Regions from separate parts of the Mus musculus genome. Here region 1 is linked to region 2. The links are chromatin contacts, found by POLR2A ChIA-PET in ENCODE. All regions are on one chromosome and are shown on one strand. Each heading gives the region's core, a stretch centred on a gene start or an enhancer-like site at or near the end of the contact. The rest is flanking DNA. Distances are from core to core; before and after follow the strand shown.

Region 1 (6,281 bases), core at 3,610-6,109, 46 kb after region 2:
GAAGGACGCTGTTGAAGGACAGATGCAAGACGACAGGAGGAAATGACTGACCAAGTGTGTGCAATGAAGATAAAGTGGAAGCCCCGATAGTGAAGACTATGCCAAAGAATTTGGGAGGTTTTTGTTTTTTGTTTTGTTTTGGTTTTTTTTTTTTTTTTTTTTTTTAAGATTTGTTCACTTATTTTATGTATATGAGTACACCATTGCTCTCTTCAGACACCAGATGAGGGCATCAGACCCCATTACAGATGGTTGTGAGCTACCACGTGGTTGCTGGGAATTGAACTCAGGACCTCTGGAGGAGCAGTCAGTGCTCTTAACCGCTGAGCCATGCCTCCAGCCCCCTGTCCCCCTTTCTTTTTTGAGACAGGATCTCTTACTATTTACTCCTGGCTGGCCTTGAACTCAGAGACTACCTGTCTCTGCCTTCCAGAACAGGTTTGAAAGGAAGCACAGATATTTCTGTGCATAGCAGTTTGTGGACCACTTTTAGTATGTGCCCCTTACTACAGACCTTGATTTGGGACTGTGTAATGCCTTGAAGCTGTTGAGTCATGGTTTTCTCTATATATACTTGCAGTGGTTTGTAATGGTTTCCACTTTGTCAGGGCCTTCAGGGAAGCACACGTGCAAGTAGGAACAAGTCACAGAAAGGTCCACGCCTGCTTAGAAAACAGCAGCTCCTTCATTCCCAAACAAAGTCAACTTGTCTTGGGAGGTGACACCTGAAAATCAAGTTGGAAGTGTGGTTTTCCATATGTCAGGCACCTACTACTACTCCTGACTACTAAGTATCACTCAGCAATGGACTTTTTCTAGGTATACTGCTAAGTTGTAAAGACCTTATCCAGCAGGCATGGGAAGTCCTGGCTTCTATACCCAGCACCACATAAAACTGGGCATTGTATTGATCACCTAGAGTCTCAGCACCCAGGAGGTGGAGAGAACATTAGGAATGCAAGGGCATTCACAGCTACTTAGGATATCTGAGGCTAGTCTGGGGGATAGGAGACTCTGTCTGCTTTTAAAAAGTGACTTTGGATTTGCACCAACACTTCTGAGTTGCCAGAGGAGTGTTGCAACCTGGAGAAGGAAGGTTGTTGCAATGTTTCAGATGGAAAGGAAATATCTCCACACATCTCAGGGAGAACCCAAGGCTACCTTCTGCAATTCTGCAGGGCTCCTGGCTCTCAGGAGGTGGAGTATGACCTAGTTTTAAAAATGATATATGCGGTATGGCATGCTGCTCTTTTGGAAGAGGAAAATGTAGATTTAAAAAAAAACTGTTGAAAATGAGTAGGAATTTCTAGTTTAATGTTTCAAGACACAACCAACATATCCATCTGAAATTCTATTTTAGGAGGCTTCGCTTTATTGGGCACTCACTTTGTACCAGGCACTGTTTTATGGACAAAGGGTGCAGTGGGCAAAGGGTGCAGTGGGGGAATTCCTGCAGTTCACATTCTACTGCCGAGAGACATTCATTAAACAACAAAAACGTATATGAGCTTTTTTTTTATTTGGGGGGGGGGGACCCAAAAAGATCAACCATGATAGGGATGCTATTTTGTGAGGTAGCAATAATAAAGATAGTAAACCTAGGTGACATTTGAGCAGAGACCTAAATCATAGAAGTCTGTCCTGGGGTTTTCTGGGTGACCCAAAGATTCTAGCTAGATGTGTCTGTAGCCGGTATAAAGCCCTGGCAGTAGAAACCTGTTTGTCTGTTTTGAAGACCAGCTAGAAGGTTGGTGTGGGTAGAGCAGAAACAGGGCATGGGAGATGGTGGTCCGGAAGCTACTTATAGAAGTTATCAAGTATCCAAAGCAAGGCAGGTCAAAGAAAGGACTTTGGAGTTGAAGATATTGGAAAGCGACTTCTGGGAGGCTTCTGATAGCAACATGACTTGCAGGAAGGATCTTCTGGCTACTGTGTATCCATCAGGCTATCTGTAGCAAAGGGGATGTGTCCATTAAAAGAGAGGGGAGGAAACCACAGGGGAGAACAAGGGCAATTTGAACCAGAGTCCTAAGGGTCCCCCAGTTGGGAGGTATTTAAACCTATTCTGAATGCAAGGCGGCATGACCTACTTAAGAAGTGGATTTGGTGGGTGAAAGAACAAGATCAATAAGGATTATCACAGTTTTTATCCTTAACATAAAAAAAAGAGCTTTTACTATTACAGTGTAGTATAGAGCAGATTTGACTTTGTGCTCAGGTATCTGTGATATATATATATCTGTCTGTATAAATTATAACTTTAGTTTTGTTTTGAGACAGGTTCTCTGTATGTAATCTTGGCTGTCTTGGAACTTGCTATATAGACCTGGGTGGCCTCAAACTCACAGAGTTCCTCTGGCTCTGCCTCCTGAGTGCTGGTATTAAGGCAAGTACCAGCACAACCAGCCAACTTCAGTTCTTGGCATACAAACTTTATTATAGATAGAGTCAGAAAGATCAGGAGTTCAAGGGCATTCCAGACTCCTAGTAAGTTCAAGGCTAACTGGAACTACAAGACAAGCTAACAAATGATTAAACCATCAGGTGCTCAGAACAGACCATCTATTACACACACAGAACAGACCATCTACTACACACTTAATATTTACTAAATTAAAAACAATGTGTAGTAAGGCAACTGGGTTAAAAAATGTCTTCTATGGATTTCTCTGTATGAGCATATTCATACTTCTATTTTATAATCATGACTCACCAGAATCCTTCACTTCTTGGTAATAGATTTGTTATTAGAGATCACCTAATTTACACATTCGGACAAAAGGCAAGGCCCAGATTAAAGAGAGAGAAATAAAAGTTCAAGGACCACGTTCATGGGAAGAGGAGACCTTGCCAGCGGAGCGGATTCTGATCACCGATCTGCATGACCTCTGGCTCTCTCAAGACCGCTGATGCTAACTTCATAATGGTAACTGACTTTGTCAAGGAGTATGTCTAAAGAATTCATTAGAAATGTGGCGAACATGGGAGTTGGACTCCATGTCATAAGCTGATAATGTAAATGTATTACTGCGATGTGTGATTTCATCTTGGTGGTGATTCCTTCAGCAATGAGATCAGATATGTCAGGCAGTGTCATAACATTTAATGTGCATCACACAGATAATGCATTTTGTTTTACAAAGGCATCCTGTTAATGGGTCTGTATAGCTAGGGACATAGTTATACTTGACAGCAAACTGTAGCACCCTCAAAGAATTTAATTTTGGTGTCTGTCTGGGGGTTGGGCTATCAAAACATATCTTCCGTTTAATTTCAGCACAACAGGCACTGACTGTGCACTTTGTCAGCCTCATAAGCAAGGAAAATGGAATGATTCCTTTTAATCAGCTGTACAGATCAAGCCAAAGACTTGCTAGGAAAAAATGTAATTAAAAATTACAAATATCTGTAGCCAACTATTGAGGTGATGTCAGCACAAAGACAGTAACTCCTTCAGGGGTTTTTCCAAAGAGGCATCAAACATGGTAGGTAGGGTAGTCGAAGCAGGGAAAATACAGCATGGAAAGGCAGGAGGGTTAAGTCTTATGTGAGTCCACACCCGGGTGTAATAAGACTGGTTCGGGTGTAATAAGACTGGTTCGAGGGTGGAGGAGGCAATTGGAGTCAACTGCAAACATCAGCCAAAAATTTGAGAGACCAGGCACGGTTGGCTGCTTACCGTATAAGTAAACCAAGCAGCTCACAACTGACAACTGTGGAAGAGTGAGCCAACATGACAGAAAAAAAGCGTTTAAGTTTTGTTTGCAGTCGCTTCCACCAGTACGCATTATAAACAGATGCCACCGAGGGCAGAATTTTACATTTACCACCCCTCAACATTCTCTATTGCCTGTCAACGGGTTGCTTGAATACTTTTCATGTACAAGTTAAAAAAAAAAATTCAAGGAGCATATGCCTTTAATCCCAGCTTTTGAAAAAAAGGCAGAGGATGAGTTTTTCGAGGTCAGCCTGGTCTACAGAGCGTGTCTCAGGACAGCCAGGAATACACAGAGAAACCTTGCCTCAAAAAACCCAAAAAGTCAAGACATACTATTAAAAAGTCTTTTGGGGGCGAAGGGAGAACCCAAGGAATACAATGCACATTAATTACTACCGTTGAAAGATTAGTACAGAAGTGTTTTCCATCATCCTCTTGTCTCTGGACCTGTAAACCTTAAGCCAACGAAACAAAACAACCCCTGCCCACGTGTTTTAAACGGATGAAATAATGCCTTTAAAAGTGCTTAGCGCAGTGTCTGGCTTATAGGAACCACTCAACAAATTACGGTTATCATTTTGACTTCCGAGCTCTGAACCATTCGGGATTCGGGTTCTCATTTTCAGGGGATGGAACGGACGAGCCACAGATGGTCTCTGGGGCTGCTGCCAGCTCCGACAGTCTCCGGTTTCAAGCAGGAACCAACTCAGTATTGCCAAACAAACCAAGGGAACGGTCCATGCGACCAGGCGGGGCCGTCCGACCGCGAGTCTCCGCACAGACGCCTAGGGCGGGGCTGAACCCGAGCCCGAGCCCGAGTCGGAGCCGGAGCCAGAGTCCGGTTCTGGGTCTCACACCCGCCCGCGATGAGCTTTGGGGAGGGTAGGCGGCCAGGGCAAAACTCCAGCGATAGCTTAGCCCAGCCCGGCCGGGCCCTGCCCACCTTTGCCGGCGCCCACCACACCCCTTCCGGCCGGGGCCCCGCCCCAAACAATGACCACGCCCCTCCGGGCCCTGTCCCGTTTCAGGCCCCGCCTCCAGCCCCGCCCCACCGCGAGCCGGGCGCTTAGTTCTTTCAGCCCGCGGGCGGCCACGTCCTCCCCCGACGCTCTGAGGTCACCGACCGGGCTGGCCGGCAGGGGGCGGAGGGACGGAGGGAAGATGGCTGCCGAGGCCGGATATTGGCGCCGCCTCCCCCAGTCGCGGAGCCGGCGCAGATGAGGCGGTTCGGCTGGGGCCAGCGGCGCTTCGCAACCCGAGCCGGGGAGACCCTGGCGGTGGGGCCTGGCCCTGCTCTATGCCGGCGCCTCGGCTAGCGTGAGCGGTGGCGGTAACGCCTCTCTTTCCCCCCGACCCCGCGCTTCCCCTGCGGCTTGGGGAGTCGGAGCGGGCGGCGCGGCCGGCATGGAGGACGTTAACTCCAATGTGAACGCGGACCAGGAGGTGCGGAAGCTGCAGGAGCTGGTGAAGAAGCTGGAGAAGCAGAACGAGCAGCTGAGGAGCCGCTCGGGAGCCGTGCAGGGTGCAGGCCTCCTCGGGCCCGGCAGCCCAGCTCGGGTCGGCGTGTCCACCCCTTCGTCGGGCGCGGCGTCCCCTCGGGGCTTCCCGCTGGGCCTGGGCGCCAAGGCCAGCGGCGGGGCGGGCTCCGGCCCGCGACGGACCAGCAGCGAGGACCTGCGGGACGCCACCTCCTTGCTGGCGGCCGGCGAGGGAGGCTTGCTGGACGAGGTAGAGCCGCTGCGGCCCGACGAGCTGGAGCGCTTGTCAGGCTGGGAGGAGGAAGAGGAGAGCTGGTGAGCGCGGGGCGCTGGGCCCGGTGGGCCTGCGGGGCGGAGGGGTGTCCCTGGGGGAAAGCAGGGTGGGCTCGGCTTGTGGTGGGGACGCTGGCTTTTGCCTGTTTCTGCTGCGGGCGGGCAGGTCCGCTGGAGTTGGGGGGTTTCGAGGCGTGCCTTGGAAACGGGTTTGTAGCTAGTTCTCTGGGTCGTGGAACCTCTGGGTGCAGGACCCAACTGGACCCAGATGGGATCTGTGGCTTGGCACAGTCCCCCGTGGGCCCGCACGCTCAGAGCACTCAGAGGGTACCAAGCTGCTTCGTAGGAAGGGATCCTGCTTTGTGTGAAAGACGGGCTTTCGGATGGTGGTCTGAGCGGTTTGGATTGTAGGGAGGGGTCTGCTTCAAGAGGTAACAACCAGGTGCGGGGACATAGAGAGTAGCTACTAGCAGGCAGTGCTTTGGACCGGAGTGAGATGGGGATGTTTGTGGGGAGGCCGGGTGGACGTCACTCCCCTTTGGGTAGTGGGGGGAGTAAAGCTTTGCTTTGTGTGAGGAGGGCAGTGGAGAGGGATGGGGCTGCTTTGTGTGAAGTCGGTGGTGGATCGGGGAACCCTGAATTTTATATTGGAAAACAAGAATTGCATACGACATAATTTCGGAGCCGTGAAGCAATAGTTAGTTATCCAAGCTGACTATCATTTCCGTGCCTGCCATCCTGGAGGCAGAGAAAGGGTCCTAGTTAAAAATCTAGACCAAAGCCGGAGTTATCACGAGGCACCTCTTGACGAG
Region 2 (6,192 bases), core at 3,014-5,513:
AAACGAAATGACAAAGTATTTTTCTTAGATGTACAAACCAGCAAAGTCAGAGAGAACCAAAGAGATAACACTAGACACAGTTGTGGGGTACTTATGGGGTGCAAAGACAACAATGAGATGTATAGTTCTTAAATGACAGCAAGGGGATCGGCTAGAGTCTCTGGAAAGCTGGCTTCAGTGAGGATGAGGTAGAGAGTATCTAATGTGTTTAAGGCTCCGGGTTCATTCCCCAACAGTACAAGAGAAAAGTCAGCTGGACCGTCCAACATCCCTTCAGCCTCTTCTAGAAGTTAAGTGACTACCCTGAACTTCTTCCTTCCAGTCAAGCTTGGACAAACAGCAAGAAAGGGTTCTGAGCCCCTGTGCCAGCCAGCCTACAGATCACCTGCCAGGCACGCCTTTAGCCTCTGGAAGACCAGACTAGCCCTCTCAGATCACTCTCACTCGACCAGCAATGATATCAGAGATCACCCTCAAATGGGAGGCCCAACTGGATGAGCCTAAGATGAAGCTAAGGCCAAGAAGCCCATCCTCACCTTCAGCTTGTTAACTGCCCTCCTACCCCAAAGTCGAGGGGGTAACCAGACCAGAAGGAACACTTCCAACACACTGCACTAGTGTACACTTCTAGCCAAAAAAGCCAGTAGTTTCCCCCAGAGAGATAAGACCCTGGAACCAAAAGATAAAAAAACAAGAAGTACATAGACACAAAACTACACACACACACATACACATAAACACACATGTGTACCAACTTGGAGAACGAGAGAGAGAGAGAGAGAGAGAGAGAGAGAGAGAGAACACTTTTAAATTAAAAATGCTAAAAACATGCTTAGAACCAGATATGGTGACACACCTGTGACTCTATCACAGGTGAAGTTAAAGCAGAAGGAAAGCCGCCTGTTAGGCAGCCTAAGCTATACAATGAATTCTAGGCTGGTGTGAACTACATAGCAAAGCCCTGTCTCAATAATAACAACAACCATAATAATGTTAAAGACACTGGGAAAACCCCAGTGTTAAACTTGGATACTACTGATACTGAGAAAACCTTCCTAAAAGACTTGGGAAATAACAAGACAGAAACTTATGAAAGGCACAAAGTGAGAGGATTGATCCAAAATACCTGACATCCAAACAACAAATTCCTTAGACAAACATTACAGAAAAATCGGACGAAAATACCAATGAAGGAACCCAAAAAATTTTCCCCAAACTAAAAGATGTAAACTCCCACACGCAAAAGCCCGCACACTGATAAGAACAAAGACATGCCAGCGCACAGCATCAGGAAACTTAGAGATGGTGGGAAAGAAGAGAATAGTTCATAACCTCACAGAAAGAGCACAGCAGGGCTGTGGATTCCACCCCAGCTACACGCAGAGATTAAGGAGCCAGAAGTTCATAACCTAGAAGATACTGAAACAGTGCCTTTGAAATTTCCATCCCAGGATTCCACACTCAGCCAGTCTGCAAATTGTGAAGGGAAAATGGATAACTTCAGTTAGAAAGACTGAGATCCTGTGCATCCCTTTCCAGGAAGCTTCGAGGATTACACACACACACACACACACACAAAACCCAGGAGATGGGACACAGGAAAGAGATAATGGGGATTCCCAGGAGGCTAGTGACAGAGCAGCCTCTGAGTGACAGTTGCAATACATAAAAAAAAAAAGTCCACCTCTCCAAGTGTATGGCAAACAAGAAGGTTCATGTTCAGCTTCTTGGGGCAAATAAAGTAGAGAGAAAACCTGGTTTCTTTAAGAGAAGGCTTGGAGAATCGGTCAAGAGTTGCAGATTGAATTAATGAGAAGTACACACACACACACACACACACACACACACACACACGCCAAACAATTACTAATCCCAAGGAACACAAAAATATGTGTTTAGCTGAGCTGTGAATATTGACCTAGCCATAAATCGTGTGGCTTATCTTGATCTAGCTACTTCAGAGCCCAGATTCTGTGCCTACATATATTTAAATTTGTTTGCTCCTTCTGGTTTCCCAATAGCAACCTGTTTATGGGGTTTTGGTTGTTGTTGCTGCTGCTGCTGCTGTTGTTTTAATTCCTTCCTTTTTTTTTTTTTGCCTTTACAATGGAAATGTAATTTTCAACCTCTACTTCATGGTAGCTTTGGTCATCTGTGCCCTGAGCAGTCAAACATGCAGTCAAATTAGTAGTTATAATCTGACCCAAGTAAGGACTGGCTGACCCAGGCAGAGATTGAAAGGCAGGCCTAGGTGGAGACAAGCATGGAGATACAGATAAGGTCTACGCCCTCTCCTCTAGGTGGCTTGTGGTTGTTTTTTCCAACAAATCTCTTCTAACAGCATAATCACATGGAATGAGATCATTTTCCCATGATCAGAAGTCAATTTCATTCCTTTCTTACAGACTTGAATGCCCCGCGAAGGACCTTAATGCTTGATACGAATTCAACTTCAAAGACTCTGCTTCACCTGCTGCTCACTGGACGAGAGCAGAGCTTCTACGGGCTCTGAACAGGGACAAAGTCCACAGACACTTACTGAGAATCCACAGGGGAGCCATCAGCAAGCTGAGTATCAACAAATGATCTTCCCCAGATGGGAGTGGAGGGAGTGGGGGGGGGGTGAAGTAAATGCCAAAATCTAGTAGGATGGGTGCAGGGAAGGAAGAGAGGCACCAACCAGGGCAGCCTGGAGAACCTGTAGGAAGAGGTGTGGTTAGAGGCCCTGGGTGCGGGGCGGGGAGGGGGGGGAGCGAGGGGGGGGATAGGGGGAGGCCAGGCATTCTTCAAGAACACAAATGTGCCAGTAATTGTCCACAGTATCTCCATCCTCCTTTAAGGATCAGCTGTAGGGAGAGAGGTTACACATAGCCCCAGCCCTGTCTGTAAACAAGACCACCTTGTTGTAAGGGAATCAAGAAAACAGTGTGGCAATGCTAAACCTTGCATTCCCACCCTAGATTCTTTCCAATCTAGAAAGAGAGGGAAACTCTAGGCCAAAGATCCATGTAGGGCAAAGGTATCGCCTACTAGAGCGCTTCACTGATTTGCATGTGTTTACAATACCTGTCCCCACACAATTCCACAAACCCGAAGGCACACACCCTTGTGGGAAGAACGAGGGTGATTTACATAGGCACCCTACAGAAAGCACCCCTGAGCTGGCAAGGAGAGGAATAGTGATCGGATTCATAAGTGTATGGCGAAAAGATAGGTCTGTCTTAAACAATGAAAATGTAACTGGACGACATGGATGTTTTCAAATACTTAATGTGTAAGTTTAGCCACAGCTCCCCCCAACCCCCGCCTCGCGGAAAAAAATCAAGCTCTTCCTTATTTTGAGTCTATAGACCACAGAGCTACAGTGTCGATCACTCAGCTATTAAATCCCAAATCTTACTTAGGAGACTCGATGCTTCCTCCTACCGCGCCTCGGCTCTGTAAAAGAATTATATAGACGGGAATAGGTTGTCAGAGTTTCCTTAGAGGAAAATGGGAACTCACTGGAAAAATGTAAAACCTCTGCTTAAAGCATGCAACTATTCTGTCTGGATAGGCTCCAAACCCACTTAACCAAGCCAGCCACCCAGTTGTCCCAATTTAACACTGCGATCAACTCTTCTAACCAAATATTCCACTTTCCAAAGATAAGCCCGAATGGGACCTGGTACACAGAAACATATTCGCCAACGACAGGAAAAAGTTAAGAAATGTCAGATCCAGGGGAAATTGCACAGTCTCGGGACAAGGTCCACGTAGTTTTTCCCACTTTGATTCTTCGAGTCCCTGTTTATCAAGATCCAGATACCACTTTCCAGAAGAGAAAAATAGCTAAAGAAGTACGTGCACCTGCTCGGGCACAAGCAACTGTGGACTGTCTTCCTGGATTCGAACTTTACCGCGGGACAAGCAGAAAGAAGAAAGGCCCCCTGCCGCTCAACTGGGAAAGGAACTCAATCGCGAGTCCTCTCGGCTCAGATACCAAGTCCAAAAGGGCTCAGATCTGCAGCCACCGGGGAAGGCGCGGCCATCAGGGGAGCGCACCTGTCCCTTCTTCCTGGCCCAAGGGGGACGGGCCTCTGACCTGACGCAGAGAGTCCGCTCTCACCTCCGTGAGAAGGGTAGAAAAATCCTCCCTAATCCCACTAAGGTCAGTCTCCCGCAGGTGGAGGCCAACTCCGTGAGCGCCGAGAGTCCCTTGGTTCTTACCTTGACGGAGCGCGTGCCGAGACAAGCCAAGACAGAGCGACGTCCAAACTGCGGAGCCCGGAGCTCGGCAAGCGCTGACCAAACCCATCGGCCACGCCCACCGCCCGGCTCCTCCCTGGCCCCGCCCCCTCGCCGCGCCGCCTCTGCCCTCCGCTGCCCACAGCGCCAGTGTCCCACCTTCCTTCCGCGATTTCAAAGCCAAAGGGAAGAATCGGAGCTCGCGGTCCTGCGGCCGAAGTTCCAGGGAGCGTCTCTTATCCAGACAGACGCGGCGTGGGGTCTCTCTAAGTCCGGACTTCCCATCCTAAGAGAACCGTCCAGAAAAATGCTCCTTCGTCCCCGGCTCGGAGAGCCGGTAGCAATAGCACTTGTGGGTGGCTAAGAACCGACCTCCACTTCCGCTTAGCCCCTCGCGGGCGAAACCGGATGATGCTGTGCTCTGGGGTGATAGAAGAATGGGTGGCTTGACTGACAAGCCTGAAGCATCAGAGCCTAGCATAGGGTCACCCACTTACATTATTACTGTTGATACACTAATAATGAAAACAACCTTCAAGTTATTCACTTTAAATACTGTAAAATTCTTAGACTCCAGGAAAGAACGTGCCGTTTGTCACCTAGCTAGCTAGCTAACTGAGAAGCTGTCCTGGAAAGGCTGGGGCTGTAGATCAGTGGTACAATGTTTGCTTAACATGCACAAGGCCCTGGGTTTGATTCCCTACTTTCAAGTCTAAGTTGTCTTTGATGGTAGTCTTGAGTCTTAGCCACTGTTATCTGATCTCATCCATCCTGTACTGTCAGACAGGCATGGTGGCCCACATATTTTATTCCAGCTGAGAGGGCAAAGGCAAGCCCATTTCTAAGCATTTAAGGCCAGTCTGGTAAACATAGTGGTTTCCAGGCCAGCCAGGGCAGGGATATGAGGACCTCTCAGAAGGAGAGAGACACAGGATAGGACTGTAATGTTCATAATAGTCCATGGGAATAAAAGACTGAGTTCGCCTTTGGGATGGAGAGAGAAATTAATTTGTAAAATGCTTGCTATGCCGAAGGTTGATCAGGTAGAGCCCATGTTTTTAAAAAAAAAAAAAAAGGAAAGAAAGAAAGAAAGAAAGAAAAAGGGAAGAGAAAGAAAGGAAGGAAGGAAGCTGTTTTTCACCTGTACTCCAGAGCTGGAGGCAGAACCAAGCATAGCTTGGCCAGTCAATCTAGCCCAACTGGCCAGCTCCGGGTTCCATGAAAGACTTTATCTCAAATAATATGGAAGAGAGCAATTGAGAAAGACACTTAGCCTCTGACCTCCACAGTGGAGCCTTTACATAGGGAGAAAACCAATATACCGGTAAGCAAAGAAACCATTTCACAGGTGAGAAATGTCTTGGCTGAAATAAACTGGGGTAATGAAAGAGAGATTGATGAGGAAGGAGGACTTCTCAAAGGAGGACTCTGTGGAGCTGAGGTTGAACAGTGAATCAGGCAGCCAACCTGAAGACGACGCTCGCGATCACGTGTGCAGTCACGTGTGCAGTAAGACTCCTCCCCGACACGGCTCAGGACTTAAAAGCAGTGCCTCCCTGTGCTATTTCTCCTGTGATCATCTTAATGACCCGAGAAGTCAGCTGACAAGATTCCATTTGACAGGGAAAGAACTAAGAGCAATTTAAAGGACTTGCCTAAAGTCATATAATTAGGAAGGGGCCGGGAATGGGAGGAGAACGCAGAACTGAACCAATGATTCCTGACTCCAGTTCCTCTCCTCCCGGGAAGGCCTCCAGTGTAATGAGCCAAGCTCTGAAGGAACCTTCCCTTTTCTCTCCTGCCTCTCATTCCCTTCAAGAGCTTATTTCCCTGCCATGCAGAGAGATGTCCCTGGGGGAGCAGGGGCTTGAATCTGTGAAACTGTATGTAAAAGAGTAGAGGCACATGTGCGTGCAGAGAGCAAGTTACTGCTACCAGTACTGCAGTGAGTGAGTGTGTGTGTGT

The links. ChIA-PET counts read pairs that join two places held with the same protein, here RNA polymerase II (POLR2A).
Region 1: POLR2A ChIA-PET joins it to region 2 with 32 read pairs in Patski. The contact joins the promoter of Slain2 here to the promoter of Tec in region 2. POLR2A ChIA-PET finds 5 or more read pairs at or near these places in 4 of 5 experiments (Patski and embryonic stem cell).

The regions. Positions count from the first base shown.
Region 1 is chr5:72,909,503-72,915,783 of GRCm38, forward strand. Slain2 (SLAIN motif family, member 2) reads left to right here and starts at 4,860. Exons shown (of 8, transcript NM_001113423.2): 1 at 4,860-5,511. The coding sequence starts at 5,123.
Region 2 is chr5:72,864,185-72,870,376 of GRCm38, forward strand. Tec (tec protein tyrosine kinase) reads right to left here and starts at 4,264. Exons shown (of 19, transcript NM_001113460.2): 1 at 4,210-4,264.